2 separate regions of the Homo sapiens genome follow, and region 2 is linked to region 1. A link is an interaction called in ENCODE POLR2A ChIA-PET data of the cell type or tissue named here. Cell type or tissue: OCI-LY7. All regions are shown on one strand.

Evidence for each region. ChIA-PET counts read pairs that join two places held together with the same protein. Peaks named below come from ENCODE experiments on the same cell type or tissue, not always from the same donor. Only the 100,000 strongest peaks of a DNase experiment are listed, where the experiment ranks them.
Region 2: POLR2A ChIA-PET joins it to region 1 with 9 read pairs; 2 of 35 experiments call an interaction of 5 or more read pairs at or near these places.

The regions. Positions count from the first base shown.
Region 1 is chr12:95,566,884-95,574,883 of GRCh38, reverse strand. No RefSeq gene overlaps it. Among named protein-coding and RNA genes, the nearest start is that of USP44, 19 kb to the right of the region's middle. RefSeq lists an enhancer at 630-759. In OCI-LY7, no CTCF peak of the experiment used is centred here; DNase peaks (open chromatin) are centred at 543, 1,379, 3,363 and 6,593; H3K4me3 peaks cover 1,537 bases; H3K27ac peaks cover 4,138 bases.
Region 2 is chr12:95,418,179-95,426,178 of GRCh38, reverse strand. All of the region lies in intron 5 of LOC107984545 (a long non-coding RNA gene), which reads left to right. Among named protein-coding and RNA genes, the nearest start is that of METAP2, 52 kb to the left of the region's middle. In OCI-LY7, no CTCF peak of the experiment used is centred here; no DNase peak of the experiment used is centred here; H3K27ac peaks cover 318 bases.

The DNA of each region.
Region 1 (8,000 bases):
CCAGATTTTCTGATATGTGAGGCTGAAAATTATGGAAAACTGAGAGGAAATCAGATTATTCCATCTCAAAAGCCACATTCACTACTGAGGTCTTCATACTAGATCAGATCTCAGAACTCCAGAAGTACGCTAGCGCAGGCAGGAATCCTAATTTGGAGACAGTACATTCATGGATATCAGAAGGTCTGTGAGTCTCTAAAATTGTGTGCATTTTTCTGAGGACAGAAAGAACCTCAAAAAGGTCTAAAAGATGAGAAGGTCTGTGAACCTCTAAAATTGTGTGCATTTTGCTGAGGACAGAAAGATCCTCAATAAGGTTTTAAAGAAGAGGGAGAAATCTGATTCAGGGCCATCTGACTCACGGCCACCATTGGAAGAGCACTTTTTTGTCTTTAAATCTTTTCTGACACGGAAGAAAATTCAAGGAAAAATCTGGACTGAGAAATCCCCTCCAACTCTAAGACATCTTGTTAGTCAGAGACTGGGTAAGCCCCAGTTTTTTTTTTTTTTTTTTTTTAGAAAGAGGCTGAATGGCGGAACTGAAAGGCTAGCAAAGCCTCAGCACTCACCACCAAGCTAAAAGGAACAGAATAAATGATAATTGTCAGTAGTTAAGGCAGAAAACAAAAGGAAGATAAATGAGAATGGCTCACCAGGACCTGAAACCCCAAGCACTTGGGACAAATGGGGATCATTGACATAGAAAAAGGGGTGAGACCCCCCAGGGTGATGCAGATTTGTTTGAGGCTGGGTGACCAGCCCCAGAGATAGGAGTCCTCACTGGCCAGCCCTCCCCTCCCCGGCAGCCCAGCGCGAGCTCACAATTTCTCTTCCTTCCGATGGCAGTCGTCGGCTCCTAGGGAATTAAACTGATCAAAATGGAAAGCTTGGGGTGAGCAGAGCCTGCCACCACCCCGGAGCCTGATAGTTCAGAACAGTCTAAACTGAGTAGACAGGCAACGCTGAAGGGAAAGAGAATTCGGGGAACTGCGATGTATTTCTGTTCCTTTAGAAATGGAAGGTTTGGGCTTTAATGTGATCTCAAGCCATTTGGGGGAAGTTTGGAGTTTAGAATGATTTGAAGAATAAAGGCCTTGTTTTTGACTGACTGTTATTTCAGATCTTACCCATCTATCAATTAAATCTGACTTATTAACAGTATCTGGCAAAAATTCTGTCCGTTTGAGGATGGTGTGTGGTATTCTTGTACCTAACTATTCTCCTTAACCTTTTGGGAAAATGACCATATCCGTTTGTCTTAGCACTGGGCCCCCTCAGGACTTGCAAGGCTTTTTTTTTTTTTTTTTTTTTTTTTTTTTTTTTTTTTTTTTTTTTGAGCCAGAGTCTCGTCTCACTCTGTCACCCAGGCTTGAGTGCAATGAAGCAATCTTGGCTCACTGCAACTTCCGGGTTCAAGCGATTGTCCTGCTTCAGCCTCCTGAGTAGCTGGGATTACAGGCGCACACCACCATGCCAGGCTAATTTTTGTATTTTTAGTAGAGACGAGGTTTCACCATGTTGGCCAGGCTGGTCTTGAACTCCTGACCTCATGATCCCCCCGCCCTGGCCTCCCAAAGTGCTGGGATTACAGGTGTGAGCTTCTGCGCCCGGCCAAGGACTTGCAGGGCTTAAGGAGAGAATTGTGTTTTCTATTATGTCTTAAAAGCCAGCAAACTGTAAATCCTAGAGAGGAATCATTTTCAGGAAACTAGAGATGTAGTCCAGCCTTGGAGTAGCTTGCCATCCATACAGTCTTAAAGGTACTATCAATTTCTTTTTAAATCAAAGCATCAAACAGGCACCACTGTTTGTAAGGACTTGGGGAAAAATGAGCCCAATTGATACTTCTTTTCAAGCAAGTAACATCTAGCAAACTACACAAGCAAATAGGAACAAAATCAAGACAACATAAAACTGATTCCAGCTCCAAAACTAGTTCTGTGGCCTTCTGAAGTTTCTTACCTTTACCACAAATATTCCATGTGATCAGACACGCAGCATATTACAGTGAAAAGAGCAAGGACTTAAAGCCAAGGCATTCATCCCATGGGAATTTTTAGTTCTAATGCCACTGTAGCCACTTTCTAGCTGAGTGATTTTAAAGAGTTATCTAACCACAGATTCCTCATCTGTAAAATGGGGATAATAAAATCTAACTTGTAAGGATTAGGAACATTGTAGATGTCCAACAAATGGGGTGTGTGCATGTGTATATGCATAAATTACCTCAGCCTCCCTCTGAGATGAGAGAGTGAGATAAAACACAATGTACTAGCCCAGGCACAGTGGCTCATATATGTAATCACAGCACTTTGGGAGGTTGAGGCAGGAGGATCGCTTGAGCCCAGGAGCTGCAGACCAGCCTGAGCAACATGGAGAAACTCTGTTCCTACAAAAAATTCAAAAATTAGCTGGGCATGGTGATGGGCCACTGTGGTCCTAGCTACTCAGGAGGCTTTGTCTTTAGATTGCTTAATCTTCATTTGTTTTTATTATAACAAAAATAAGCTTTGTTTAGAAGTCCCTTGGACAGCCAGGTGCAGTGGCTCACACCTGTAATCCCAGCACTTTGGGAGGCTGGGGAGGGAGGATCGCTTGAGGCAGGAGTTCAAGATTAGCCAGGGCAACCTAACAAGACCCCATCTCTACAAAAATTTAAAAACAAAATAGCAGGGCATGGTGGGGCTCCCGTGTAATCCCAGACACTCAGGAGGCTGGGGTGGGAAGATCACTTGAGCCCAGGAGTGTGAGGCTACAGTGAGCTGTGATGGTACCACTGCACTGCAGCCTGGGTGACAGAGCAAAACCCTCTATCTGGAAAAACAAAAAGATTCTTGGTTGGTGATGTTTCCTCAGAAATCAAATCCACTTCTGACCCTAAGCTGCATAAGACATATGCAGGGGAGACAAGGAGAAAGTCGTTTGTTCAATGCAGACTTGGAGGGCAAACATAGGCCCAGAGGGTAAATATCACAATGAAGCAAATTTTGGTTTTCTCTAAAGGAGAAATTTCTAGTAACAGGAGGAGGTTACTAAGTCACCAAATCCTGGAGGAAACAGCTCTGCCTTGGTATCAGGAAGCTAAGTAACCCACTGTGGCTCAGTCATTTCACCCTCAACTTCAACTTTCCCAACTGCAAAATTCAGACTAAAGCTTTTATCTTTACTGTTTTGGGTGCCAGTGCTTACCAGGACACTTCCTGTATCACTGAGTCTACAGAAGAAATTGATATATGACCATCAATACATTTCACATCAAATAAAGATAGAGGAAATGATGATACAGTTCAGATCAGGAAGAGGAAGTAAAACCTTGTTTATAAACCAGTTGATCCCCACCTGCATCCTTATAATGAGTAGTGTAGAGAACACATACATCTCGGTCTCTTTTTTACATTTTTTTTTTAGAGATAGGGTCTCACTCTGCCACCCAGCTGGAGTGCAATGGTGCAATCTTAGCTCACTGCAGCCTTGATCTCCCAGGCTCAAGCGATCCTCCCATCTCAACCTCTCAAGTAGCTGGGACTACAGGCGTGCCACCATGTTCAGCTTTTTTTTTTTTTTTTTTTTTTTTTTTTTTTTTTTTTTTTTTTTTTTTTTTTTTTATGTTTAGTAGAGACGAGGTCTTGCTATGTTGCCCAGGCTGGTCTCAAACTTCTAAACTCAAGCAATCCTCTTGCCTGGGCCTCCAAAGTGCTGAGACTACAAGCATGAGCTACCATGCCCAGTGAGAGCATATACATTTCTCTTTCTCCCTGAGCCCTTTCTCATCTGTTATTCTGCTCATTCTCCAAGGTCATCAGTTAAGAAGTAAATTATGGTAGAAGAGATTCTATAAATTATGATAGAAGAACATCTCAATCAATTTGGACACCTTAACATGTAAGTCAGGCCGGGTGTGGTAGCTCATGCCTGTAATCCCAGCACTTTGGGAGGCCGAGGCGGGCGGATCATGAGGTCAGGGGTTCGAGACCAGCCTGACCAACATGGTGAAACCCCGTCTCTACTAAAAATACAAAAATTAGCTGGGCGTGGTGGTGGGCGCCTGTAATCCCAGCTACTCAGGAGGCTGAGGCAGGAGAATTGCTTGAACCCGGGAGGCAGAGATTGCAGTGAGCCGAGATCGCGCCACTGCACTCCAGCCTGGGCGACAGAGCGAGACTCGTCTCAAAAAACAAAACAAAACAAAACAAAACAAAACAAAAAACCCATTATTTTCACAAGTAGATACATTGGGGGGTGAGAAGTTGTAATAACTATTCCACAAAAAAGTCACTTTCATGCCATCTATAAGGTAAACTATAAAAGAACAATGGCTGGTCATGAGAAGACTTGCTTTCTAATTCCAGATCTGATGCTTGCTGTGTGGCTTCAGACAAGTCACTTAATACTATAATTTCCTCAGCTATATAATGCTAAGTATGAAGAAAGAGGATCTGTATGAAAATCCTTTGCGAGGTAGAAATTGCTCTGCAATGAAAAACATCATTACTAATGCATAATTCTTCTTTTCCTCATTCCATTTATATTGGAATAATGCCATTAATATATCTTTGGGATAACTCATATTTCTCTCTTCCCTCCATTGATTTATTCATGAAATGACTGAAGGCATTTTGGTAGATAAAGAAAAGACAAGTGACAATAACCTGTTACAGGATTAAAGCCAAATGGCTGTGTAAAAAAGGGTACATTAAATGATCAAATCAAAGACTATACATTTGCTATTTGTAAGACAAATACTGCATCTTTATGGGTTTTCAGATCCATCAGTTAAATAACAAAGTAGTGGTATAACATACTCAAGAGGTTTAATATAACATTAAATGAAGGCTGACAACCATGAAAACCATTTATCATTGTATTTAAACCACTAATTTCAGATTAAATTTAAAACACTTAATTCCTAATTGTTAGCACTGACATGCCAACAAAAATCTTAAGGAAATATTTTGTAGCTAGATCACACCATTGTTACACATTTGCTTGAGAAAACAAAGTATGTATGTAATTAAAGTATGTAACTAAATCCTACCTTATCATTATGGTGCCTTCAATAAGATCCACTCTGCCAAAAATTGAACAATTTATAATACATAGTTTAATTGGAAATTTTTATTGTCATCTGTCAAATTCTGAGACTATACTTTTTGATGTAGTGTATGTGGTTAGAGCATTCTCTGAATAAATCCAAGGTTGCATGGCCATTCTTACAGGAGCCACTTAACTTGAAAAGGGAGAAAAAAAAATCAGTGGCATATCACAACTTGCTATCTAGCCACCTTCTCTGATTTTGGTGAAAGTGATTCAAAGGTGACCAGGTAATTGTAAATGGACAGCCTGGGTAGAAAAATTACTTGAAATGACATCTTTCCAAATGTACAGTACTTCCCAAAACTACAGATAAATGGAATAAAACAAAGTCTAGTTAATCTAAATATAAACAACATAGTATGCTGTGATCCAGTTAGAAAAAACTTTTTCTTCTTTTCCGTTGCAAAATCTAACATTTCCCAGAGCAGATCCTGTTCTGGTGTGTGAATTTGAACCCGTTGATTAAATTTTGAGCATGTTTCCTCAACTGTAAAATGGGGATAATAATACCGATCTCCTCAGGGTTGCTGTGGAAATTACAGTAAGCAGTGAAGGAAAGATGACTACTAAGTAAAAGGAGTAACAATTACAGTAGGAGCAGCAGCAGCCACAGTTCTCATTCTGTCCGGATGCATCCAGGATGATGTATGGTCTGACAGTGAAAATGAAGAGAATGTTTCAAGAAAAGAAGCACGATCAGCGTTGGCAAATAGTGAAGTAAAATCAGTGGCTTTTGAATTTGACAAGAAAGGAATTGTTGGTAGCTTTGTTTCAAGAGAACATTTCCAAAGCAGTAAGAGGGGAAGCCTCAGTGTAGGCAGCTAAGGAAGAAGCAAACATAAAGAAAATGGAGGCAGTGGCCGGGCGCGGTGGCTCACGCCTGTAATCCCAGCACTTTGGGAGGCCGAGGCCGGCGCATCACGAGGTCAGGAGATCGAGACCATCCTGGCTAACATGGTGAAACCTGGTCTCTACTAAAAATACAAAAAATTAGCCAGGCAAGGTGGCGGGCGCCTGTAGTCCCAGCTACTCAGGAGGCTGAGGCAGGAGAATGGCGTGAACCCGGGAGGCGGAGCTTGCAGTGAGCCGAGAGCCGAGATTGCGCCACTGCACTCCAGCCTGGGTGACCGAGCGAGACTACGTCTCAAAAAAAAAAAAAAAAAAAAAAAAAAAAAGACAGAAAAGAAAGAAAAGAAAAAGAAAACAAAATGGAGGCAGCAGGTATAAACCGGAGGTTTTCAACATTTTGTATTCACCAATAACTATTATAGAGTCATGATTTTAAAATATCAGAGAAAGGCTGGGCGCGGTGGCTCATGCCTGTAATCCCAGCACTTTGGGAAGCCGAGGCGGGCAGATCACTTGAGGTCAGGAGTTGGAGACCAGCCTGGCCAACATGGTGAAACCCTGTCTCTACCAAAAATACAAAAAAAAAAAAAAAAAAGAGAGAGAGAGAGAGCCGGATGTGGTGGCGCACTCCTGCAGTCCCAGCTACTTGGAAAGCTGAGGCGGGAGAATCAGTCAAACCCAGGAGGTGGAGGCTGCAGTGAGCTGAGATTGCACCACTGCGCTCTAGCCTGGGTGACAGAGTGAGATTCTGTCTCATAAAAAAAAAAAGAAGAAGAAGAAGAGAGAGAGAGAGAGAGAAATGTATGTTTCTGAACTTTTTTTGTTTTTTGTTTTTTTTGAGACGGAGTCACGCTCTGTCGCCCAGGCTTGAGTGCAGTGGTGTGACCTCGGCTCACTGCAAGCTCTGCCTCCCAGGTTCACGCATTCTCCTGCCTCAGCCTCCCGAGTAGCTGGGACCACAGGCGCCCGCCACCACGCCCAGCTAATTTTTTTGGTATTTTTAGTAGAGACGGGGTTTCACCGTGTTAGCCAGGATAGTCTCCATCTCCTGACCTCGTGATCCGCCTGCCTCGGCCTCCCAAAGTGCTGGGATTACAGGCGTGTGCCACCACGCCGGGCCTGAACTTTTTATTAAAGCTCTCGTTTACAGAAAGTTACAGGATTGAGAAAAATACGACTGAGACCGTCTTATTGCCATGGCTGTAAGTCATAAACAAGAAAAATGTTCCATTAGTGGTTGACAATATATAAAACTATTGAGGATATATTTTGCTGTCATTATTACTTCAGAGCCCATTGATAATTAATACAAACTGGTAAGTGAAGTCGGCAGGGGGAGGCGAGCCATATCTCTAAGTAGATTGGAGATTGAAAGAGAATGCATTTAGGCCGGGCGCAGTGGCTTACGCCTGTAATCCCAGCACTTTGGGAAGCCAAGGTGGGCAGATCACGAGGTCAGGAGATCGAGACCATCCTGGCTAACATGGTGAAACCCCGTCTCTACTAAAAATACAAAAAATCAGCTGAGTGTGGTGGCGGGCGCCTGTAGTCCCAGATACTCGGGAGGCTGAGGCAGGGGAATGGCGTGAACCCGGGAGGCGGAGCTTGTAGTGAGCCGAGATTGCGCCACTGCCCTCCAGCCTGGGCGACAGAGCAAGACTCCGTCTCAAAAAAAAAAAAAAAAAAGAAAAGAAAAAGAAAGAAAGAAAGAATGCATTTGTAGTGAAACACAGTATGCCCACTAGATTACTGCTATACCACTGAAATCTGCTAATACAGTTTTCTCACTGATGACGTAAGGAAGAAGAGGAATAATGTGGTTGAGACAGGAAGCAATCGGCCAAGCAATTTCTTTCAAGATATGGATAAATATGCATGCTTGAAAGCCGAAGGTAAGGGGCCAGTGAACAGGAAGAGAACGCAGAGAAGAGGAAGGGTATCTGCTTGAAGGTGATGTCTGTGTGTGGGGCGGGGGAGAGGAGGAAGGGGGAAAGCTTAGCAACAAAGTATCTCATGTATTAAGACAGCATAAGTCTTAATTCAGTAACAGTAGCAAC
Region 2 (8,000 bases), 150 kb after region 1:
CTATATGGGGATTGTATTATGAGTTGGGGGCTGAATAGTGACCTTTGGATGATGCGTTATAAAAGACTCCAGTGACCTTAAAAGAGGTTTATCTGTGAAGTGGTAGAAAAGTAGACTGGGTTGAATAGAGAAGGAAATCAACTTTCAGAGTTTTCTCGTATACCACTTCACACTCGTTAGGATGGCTATTATTTTAAAACAAAACAAAACAAGAAGTATTGGTGAGGATGTGGGGAAGTTGGAACGCTTGAGCATTGCTGGTGGGAATTTAAAATGGTGCAGATGGTGTGGAAAATGATATGACAGACCCTCAAAAAATTCAACATTGAGGCCGGGCACAGTGGCTCACGCCTGTAATGCCAGCACTTTGGGAGGCCAAGGCGGGCATCACTTGAGGTCAGGAGTTTGAGACCAGCCTGGTCAACATGGCAAAACTCTGTCTCTACTAAAAATTAAAAATACAAAAATTAGCCAGGTGTGGTGGCGGACATCCACAATCCCAGCTACTCGGGAGGCTGAGGCAAGAGAATTGCTTGAACCCGGGAAGCAGAGGTTCCAGTGAGCCAAGATCGTGCCACTGCACTCAAGCCTGGGCGACAGAGTGAGACTCCATCTCAAAAAGAAAAAAAAAAATTAAACATAGAATTACCATATGATCTATCAATTTCACTTCTAGGTATAAACTCAAAGAAGTGAAAGCAAAGACTCAAAACAGATGTTGTACACCCATGTTCACAGCAGCTTATTCACAGTAGCCAAAAGGTGGAAGCAACCCAGGGTCCATTGACAGTTGAATAGATAAACAAAATGTGGTATATCCATACAATGGATGATTACTCACTTTTAAAAAGGAAGGAAATTTTACAGCATGCTACAACATGGGTGAACCTTGAAGACATTATGCTAAGCAAAATAAGCCAGTCGCAAATGGACAAATATCATATGATTCCTCTTATATGAAGTCCATAGATTAGTTAAATTCATAGAGACAGGAAGTAGAATGGCGACTGTCAGAGAGGCTGGAGGAAACGGGGAATGGAGAGTTAGTATTTAATGGGTGCAGAGTTTACATTTCACAAGATGAAAATGGTCTGGGGGTGGATGGCAGTGATGGTTGTTCAACAATATGGATGGACTTAATGCTATAGAAATGTGTATTTTAAAATGGTTAACATGGTAAACTTACTGTTGTGTATATTTGATCACAATTTTTTTTTTTTAAAAAGAGTTTTAAAAAAGAGGGAGCAAACAGCCTGGCCAACATGGTGAAACCCCATCTCTACCAGAAGTACAAAAATTAGCTGGGTGTGGTGGCAGGTGCCTGTAATTCCAGCTACCTGGGAGGCCGAGGCATGAGAGTCACTTGAACTCGGGAGGCGGAGGTTGCAGTGAGCCGAGATCATGCCACTGCACTCCAGCCTGGGCCACAAGAGTGAGACTCTGTCTCAAAAAAAAAAAAAAAGGTCCTAAAAGGTTATGGAGGAAGGAACTGAAGAAACTTGTAGAAGGAGATTGCTGGTCACATAGCTAAGGGAGGGTCAGCTGGAGTCTCACCTTCCTTTAGCCTCTGCATTCCAGATTCAGACCCTGTGCTTCTAAGGGCCCAGAGATGGCTCTTATCAAAGACTAAGGTAATCAGGACCTGAGATATGGACTCGAGCCAAGCAAAATATTTGTGAGACTGGGAAGGCCTGTGGGTGCCAAGTCATGAATTAATTTCTGATTGTTTTGAAAAAAGTCTCTAGGGAGGCACAGTACTTACATACTCTTGGGTCAGCAGCACATTCTATCTCCCGGAGTAGGCCAGATCTTCATTGCAATCACTTTGGTAGCAGAGTTAAACATTCAGAATTCAGTGGGCCATATCAAAAGTGAACCGCTTTGGCACAAGGAGCGCCAAAACAATCCCTTGACTGGAACTCTCAGGATAGCAGTGGCCATGGAGTCTGTTCCCTTTTATAGAAATTTCACATTCGTATAAATACTAGTGTGAAGTACTAGTATAGATACAGCATAGCTCTTTATCTCTCTAGATGTGTTAATACCACTGCCCTGTCACAGCCTTAACATAACGACAGGAGGAACCAACTTAAATGATATTTCTACAGCAATGCAGCCCATCCTTTTTTTTTTTTTTTTTTTTGAGACAGAGTCTCACTCTGTCACCCAGGCTGGAGTGGAGTGGCATGATCTCCACTCACTGCAACCTCTGCCTCCTGGGTTCAAGCGATTCTCCTGTCTCAGCCTCTCAAGTAGCTGGGACTACAGGCCCGCGCTGCCACGCCCAGCTAATTTTTTTATTTTTAGTAGAGACGAGGTTTCACCATGTTGGCCAGGATTATCTCGATCTCTTGACCTAGTGATCCACCCATCTCGGCCCCCCAAAGTGCTGGGATTACAGGTGCAGCCCATACTTTTTTAAAAAAAAACCTTCTTTAAAAATTTTTTTGAGACAAGGTATTGCTCTGTCACCCAGGCTGGAGTACAATGGCATGATCGTAGTTCACTGTAACCTAGAACTCCTGGGCTCAAGCAATCCTCCCACCTCAGCCTCCCCAATAGCTGAGACTACAGGCGCACACCACCACACCCAGCTAATTAAAAAAAATTTTTTTTTGTAGAGATGAGGTCTTGCTATGTTGCCCAGGCTGGTCTTGAACTCCTGGGCTCAAGCAATCCTCCCACTTCAGCCTCCTTAAGTGCTAGAATTACAGGCATGAGCCACTACGCCCGGACCCATTTTTTAAGAGAAACCTGGAATGTAAATGTTTGCAGCATACTTCTAGTCCTCAAATGCTGGCAATAAATCCAATTTTTTTTTTTTTTTTGAGACAGACTCTCGCTCTGTTGCCCAGGCTGGAGTGCAGTGGCACGATCTTGGCTCACTGCAAGCTCTGCCTTCGGGGTTCATGCCATTCTCCTGCCTCAGCCTCCTGAGTAGCTGGGACTACAGGCTCCCACCACCACACCTGGCTAATTTTTGTATTTTTTTTTAGTAGTGATGGGGCTTCACCATGTTGGCCAGGTTGGTCTCGAACTCCTGACCTCAAGTGATACACCGCCTTGGACTCCCAAAGTGCTGGGATTACAGGACAGAGCCACTGCTCCTGGCTGCCTCTAGGTTTTTTACAGTTAAAATTAAGTTTACTATTTTTCTCTCCAAAAATTGATGCCATTCTCAGATGCTAGAAACATTTGCAAATACCAACCCCAGGAATATAAATAAAGGCTTAGTAATCTGAAATCTTTACTGATTGTAACTTCAGAAAACTTGATAGTTTTCAGGAAAAATGAGTGAGTGAAGCAGCTCTGTGCAATTAAAGAAGGATGAAGAACCTCATCTGAGATTAGCACTATGCAATGAAGAGCCCTGGGAGACCCAGCTTTTCTCCCAAGAATGAAACTTTATATTCAGGACTTGACGATTAAAAGAACTGATATTTTCAATAATAAAATCATATTCACTTATAGTATTCCACAGATCACAGGGAGCTTTCTAGCTATTGTCTAGTTTAGTCATCCTGATATCACTGTGGGATGATAATAGAATTTAGAATTTCTTTTTTCTTTTTTTCTTTTTTGAGACAGAGTCTTGCTCTGTTGGCCAAGCTGGAGTGCAGTGGTGCAACCTCAGCTCACTGCAACCTTCGCCTCCCAAGTTCAACCAATTCTTGTGCCTTAGCCTCCCAAGTAGCTGGGATTACAGGCGTGAGCCACTATGCCTGGCTTTTTTTTTTTATTCCAGGCTGGAGTGCAGTAGCACAATCTTGGCTCACTGCAGCCTCAAACTCCTGGGCTCAAGTGATCCTCCCACCTCAGCCTCCCAAGGAGCTGGGACCAGAGATATGTGCCACCATGTCTGGCTAATTTTTAAATTTTTTTGTAGAAACAGGGTCTTGCCATGTTGCCTAGGCTGGATTTCCATTTCATTGAGGAAGAAAACTGAGATTCCAAGGGGCCGAGTAACTTTCCCAAAGTCATATGATTGCTGATAGAGCCATGACCCCAACCCTGGTCTCCTGACTCCCGGGATAATGTTCTTTCTGTAACTTTATCCCTAATTCTCATTCTGCTTGCATATAATGAAAATAATATTAGCAATAATAAATGGTAGTTGTAGTTTTCCCTACAACAACCCCTCTGAGATACGGAAGTAACCTCATCAGTGGTTAAGCCTTTGCTTTTAGAATTCCTGGACTCAAATCCTGGCCTTGGCACTTGCTAGTGATACAATTTTGAACATGTTACTTAGCCTTTCTTTGTCCCAGTGTCATTGTCTGTAACATGGTGCTACGAATGGTGCTTCCTCCAGGGTTGTTCTGAATATTAAGTAAGTCAACACTAAGGCATTTGGAAAAGTATCTGAACATAGTGGATATTACATGTGTTTATTGTTACTATTATCCCCATTGTCTCATATGACCCTCATTGTTACCCTTGGTTATATAGGTATTAATATTGGTACCTGACGGCTCATGAGGCCCATTACATTTGCTTTTACAAGATAATTTCAGCAATAAGTTTTTTACTTTAAAGAACAAGCTGGCCAGGCATGGTGGCTCACGTCTGTAATCCCAGCACTCTGGGAGGTTGAGGCAGGCAGATGGCTTGAGGTCAGGAGTTTGAAACAAGCCTGGGCAATGTGGTAAAACTCCATCTCTACAAAAAATACAAAAATTAGCTGGGCATGGTGGTGTGCACCTGTAGTCCCAGCTACTCAGGAGGCTGAGGCAAGAGGATCAGTTGAGTCCAGGAGATTGAGGCTACAGTGAGCTATAATTGTGCCACTGCACTCCAGCCTCGATGACAGAGAGAGACTCTGTCTCAAAAAATAAAAAAATAAAAAATAAAACAATTTTACTATCACAGAAAGTTTTAGGAGATAACATATTTGTAAAACAGGTCCACCATCAAATAACTAGTAGATAAATTAAGCTTAAAAATTAAGACACATTTACTAGAATGGCTATAATTGGAAAGATAGGCAATAATAAGTGTTAGACAAGATATGGAGAAATTGGGGCCCTCATACATTGCTGATAGGAATGTAAAATAGTACAGCTGTTTTGGAAAACAGTTTGGCAGTTCCTCAGAAAATTAAACAGAGAGCACATGACCTAGCAATTCTGCTTCCAGGTTCATATGCAAGAAAATTAAAAACATGTCCAGATAAAATCTTTTTTTTTTTTTTTTTGAGATAGAGTTTCGCTCTTGTTGCCCAGGCTGGAGTGCAATGGCTCGATCTCGGCTCACTGCAACCTCTGCCTCCCGGGTTCTAGCAGTTCTCCTGCCTCAGCCTCCCAAGTACCTGGGATTAACGGGTATGCGCTACAACGCCCGGCTAATTTTGTATTTTTAGTAGAGACAGAGTTTCTCCATGTTGGTCAGGCTGGTCTTGAACTCCTGGCCTCAGGTGATCCGCCAGCCTTGGCCTCCCTAAGTGCTAGGATTACAGGCATGAGCTACTGTATCCGGCCACATGAAATCTTATAAACAAATGTTTATAACAGCATCATTCATGGTAACCAAAATGTGTAAATAACCAAAATGCCTGTCAGTTGAAAAATGGATAAATAAAATGTGGTATATCCATGCAATAGAATATTATTCGCTCATAAAAGGGAATGAATGAGGCCAGGCACAGTGGCTCATGCCTATAATTTCAGCACTTTGGGAGACCAAGATGGGAAGATTGCTTGAGACCAGGAATTCAGGACTAACCTGGGAAACACAGTAAGACCCTGTCTCTACAAAAAAAAAAAAAAAAAAGCCAGGTGTGGTGGCATTGCCTGTAGTTGCAGATACTCAGAAGGCTGAGGTGGGAGGATCAATTGAGCCCAGGAGTTTAAGGCTACAGTGAGCCATGATCATGCAACTGCACTCCAGCATTGGCCACAGAGTGAGACCCTTTCTCAAAAAAAGAAAAGGAATGAATGAAATACTGATATATGATACAACATAGATGAACATTGAAAACATTATGCTAAGTGGAAAAGGCAAGTCACAAAAGGACACATATTGTATGATTGCATTTCTTTTTTCTTTTCTTTTTTTTTTTTTTTTTTGAGACGGAGTCCCGCTCCGTCTCCCAGGCTGGAGTGCAGTGGCGCGATCTCAGCTCACTGCAACCTCCACCTCCCAGGTTCAAGCGATTCTCTTGCCTCAGCCTCCCAAGTAACTGGGACTACAGGCACCTACCACTATGCCCGGCTAACTTTGTATTTTTAGTAGAGAAGGGGTTTCACCATGTTGGCTAGGCTGGTCTCGAACTCCTGACTTCAGGTGATCCGCCTGCCCCAGCCTCCCAAAGTGCTGGGATTACAGGCATGAGCCACCATGCCCAGCGTATGATTGCATTTCTATGAACTTTCCAAAAAAGGCAAATCCATAGAAACAGGATGTGGATTAGTGGTTTCTAGGCTTTGGGGTGAGAGGGAATTGAGGAGTTACTGCTAATAGGTATGGGGTTTCTTTTGGGGGGTAATAGAAATATTCTGGAATTAGATAGTGGTGATGGTTATACAACTTTGTGAACGTACTAAAAAACCACTGAATACTTTAAAAGGGTGACTGTCAGGCAGGCACAGTGGCTCATGCCTGTAATCTCAGTACTTTGGGAGACAGAGGTAGGAGGATTGCTTGAGTCTAGGAGTTTGAGACCAGCCTGGGCAACATAGTGAGACCCTGTCTCTATAAATAAATCAATAAAAATAAATAAGTAATGGATGCCATGGCTCACACATATAATCCCAGCATTTTGGGAGGCCAAGGTGGGAGGATCACTTGAGCCCAGGAGTTAGAGACCAGTCTGGGCAACATAGTGAGACCCCTGTCTCTCTTTAAAAAAAAAAATTAATTAAAAAAAAGTGGAGAAGCTCCGTAATACTTAAAATAAATAAATAAATAAATAAAATGGTGAGTTTACAGTATGTGAATTATAACCTAAGTTTTAAAGTATGAGAAAAAAAGGAAAAAGAATAAAAGCCTATGAAAACAAAATAAACTGTGGTATTCCAATTCAAATAGACAGCATTTATAATAAAAACTTTTTCCATCCTGGCTAACATGGTGAAACCTTGTCTCTACCAAAAATACAAAAATTAGCCGGGTGTGGTGGCGGGTGCCTGCAGTCCCAGCTACTCAGGAGGCTGAGGCAGGAGAATGGCCTGAACCCGGGAGGCGGAGCTTGTAGTGAGCCGAGATCGCGCCACTGCACTCCAGCCTGGGCGACAGAGCGAGACTCTGTCTCAAAATAAATAAATAAATAAAAATAAAAACTTTTTAAGCCAAGAGACAGAATTCATAATCTCTAAAACTCCAGGCTCTGGAGGTGTTTTGGAATCTGTAGCGAGCATATAAGGGGGTGGCTGTTCCAGCCTGACCAACATGGAGAAACCCCTTCTCTACTAAAAATACAAAATTAGCCGGGTGTGGTGGCACATGCCTGTAATCCCAGCTACTCGGGAGGCTGAGGCAGGAGAATCGCTTGAACCAGGGAGGCGGAGGTTGCAGTGAGCCGAGATCGTGCCATTGCACTCCAGCCTGGGCAACAAGAGCGAAACTCCGTCTCAAAAAAAAAAAAGGGGGGTGGTGGCTGTTGCTTAAACCAAGAACCTTAGTGATTCTTGCAGAGTTTGAATGGAACATGGGCTTTTAGACTCCAAACCCTAGGCTAAATATATTCCATTCTTTTTGCTTCCCTTTATCCAGTGTGTGTGATTACAACAGCTGGCGATGGTTTAGGTTTCTGTAAAAGGGGAGCGAGGGAAAGAAAGAGAAAAACAGCCTTCCTGGAGGAATAGTCTTACCCAGCCTGTTGAGTTTTCTGTGGCCAACTCTGCCCCTGCAACAATAATGTGACTGTGAGTTGGGAGAGGAGTTTATTTTTGTCCTCATGATCTCTCAGGACCTGGCTTCTTGGCATTCTATCAGTGACTAAAAACAGATAGGCTCAGCAGTGCATAGGAAGTCCCAGGAATAGGAAATTTACATGTTTTTGT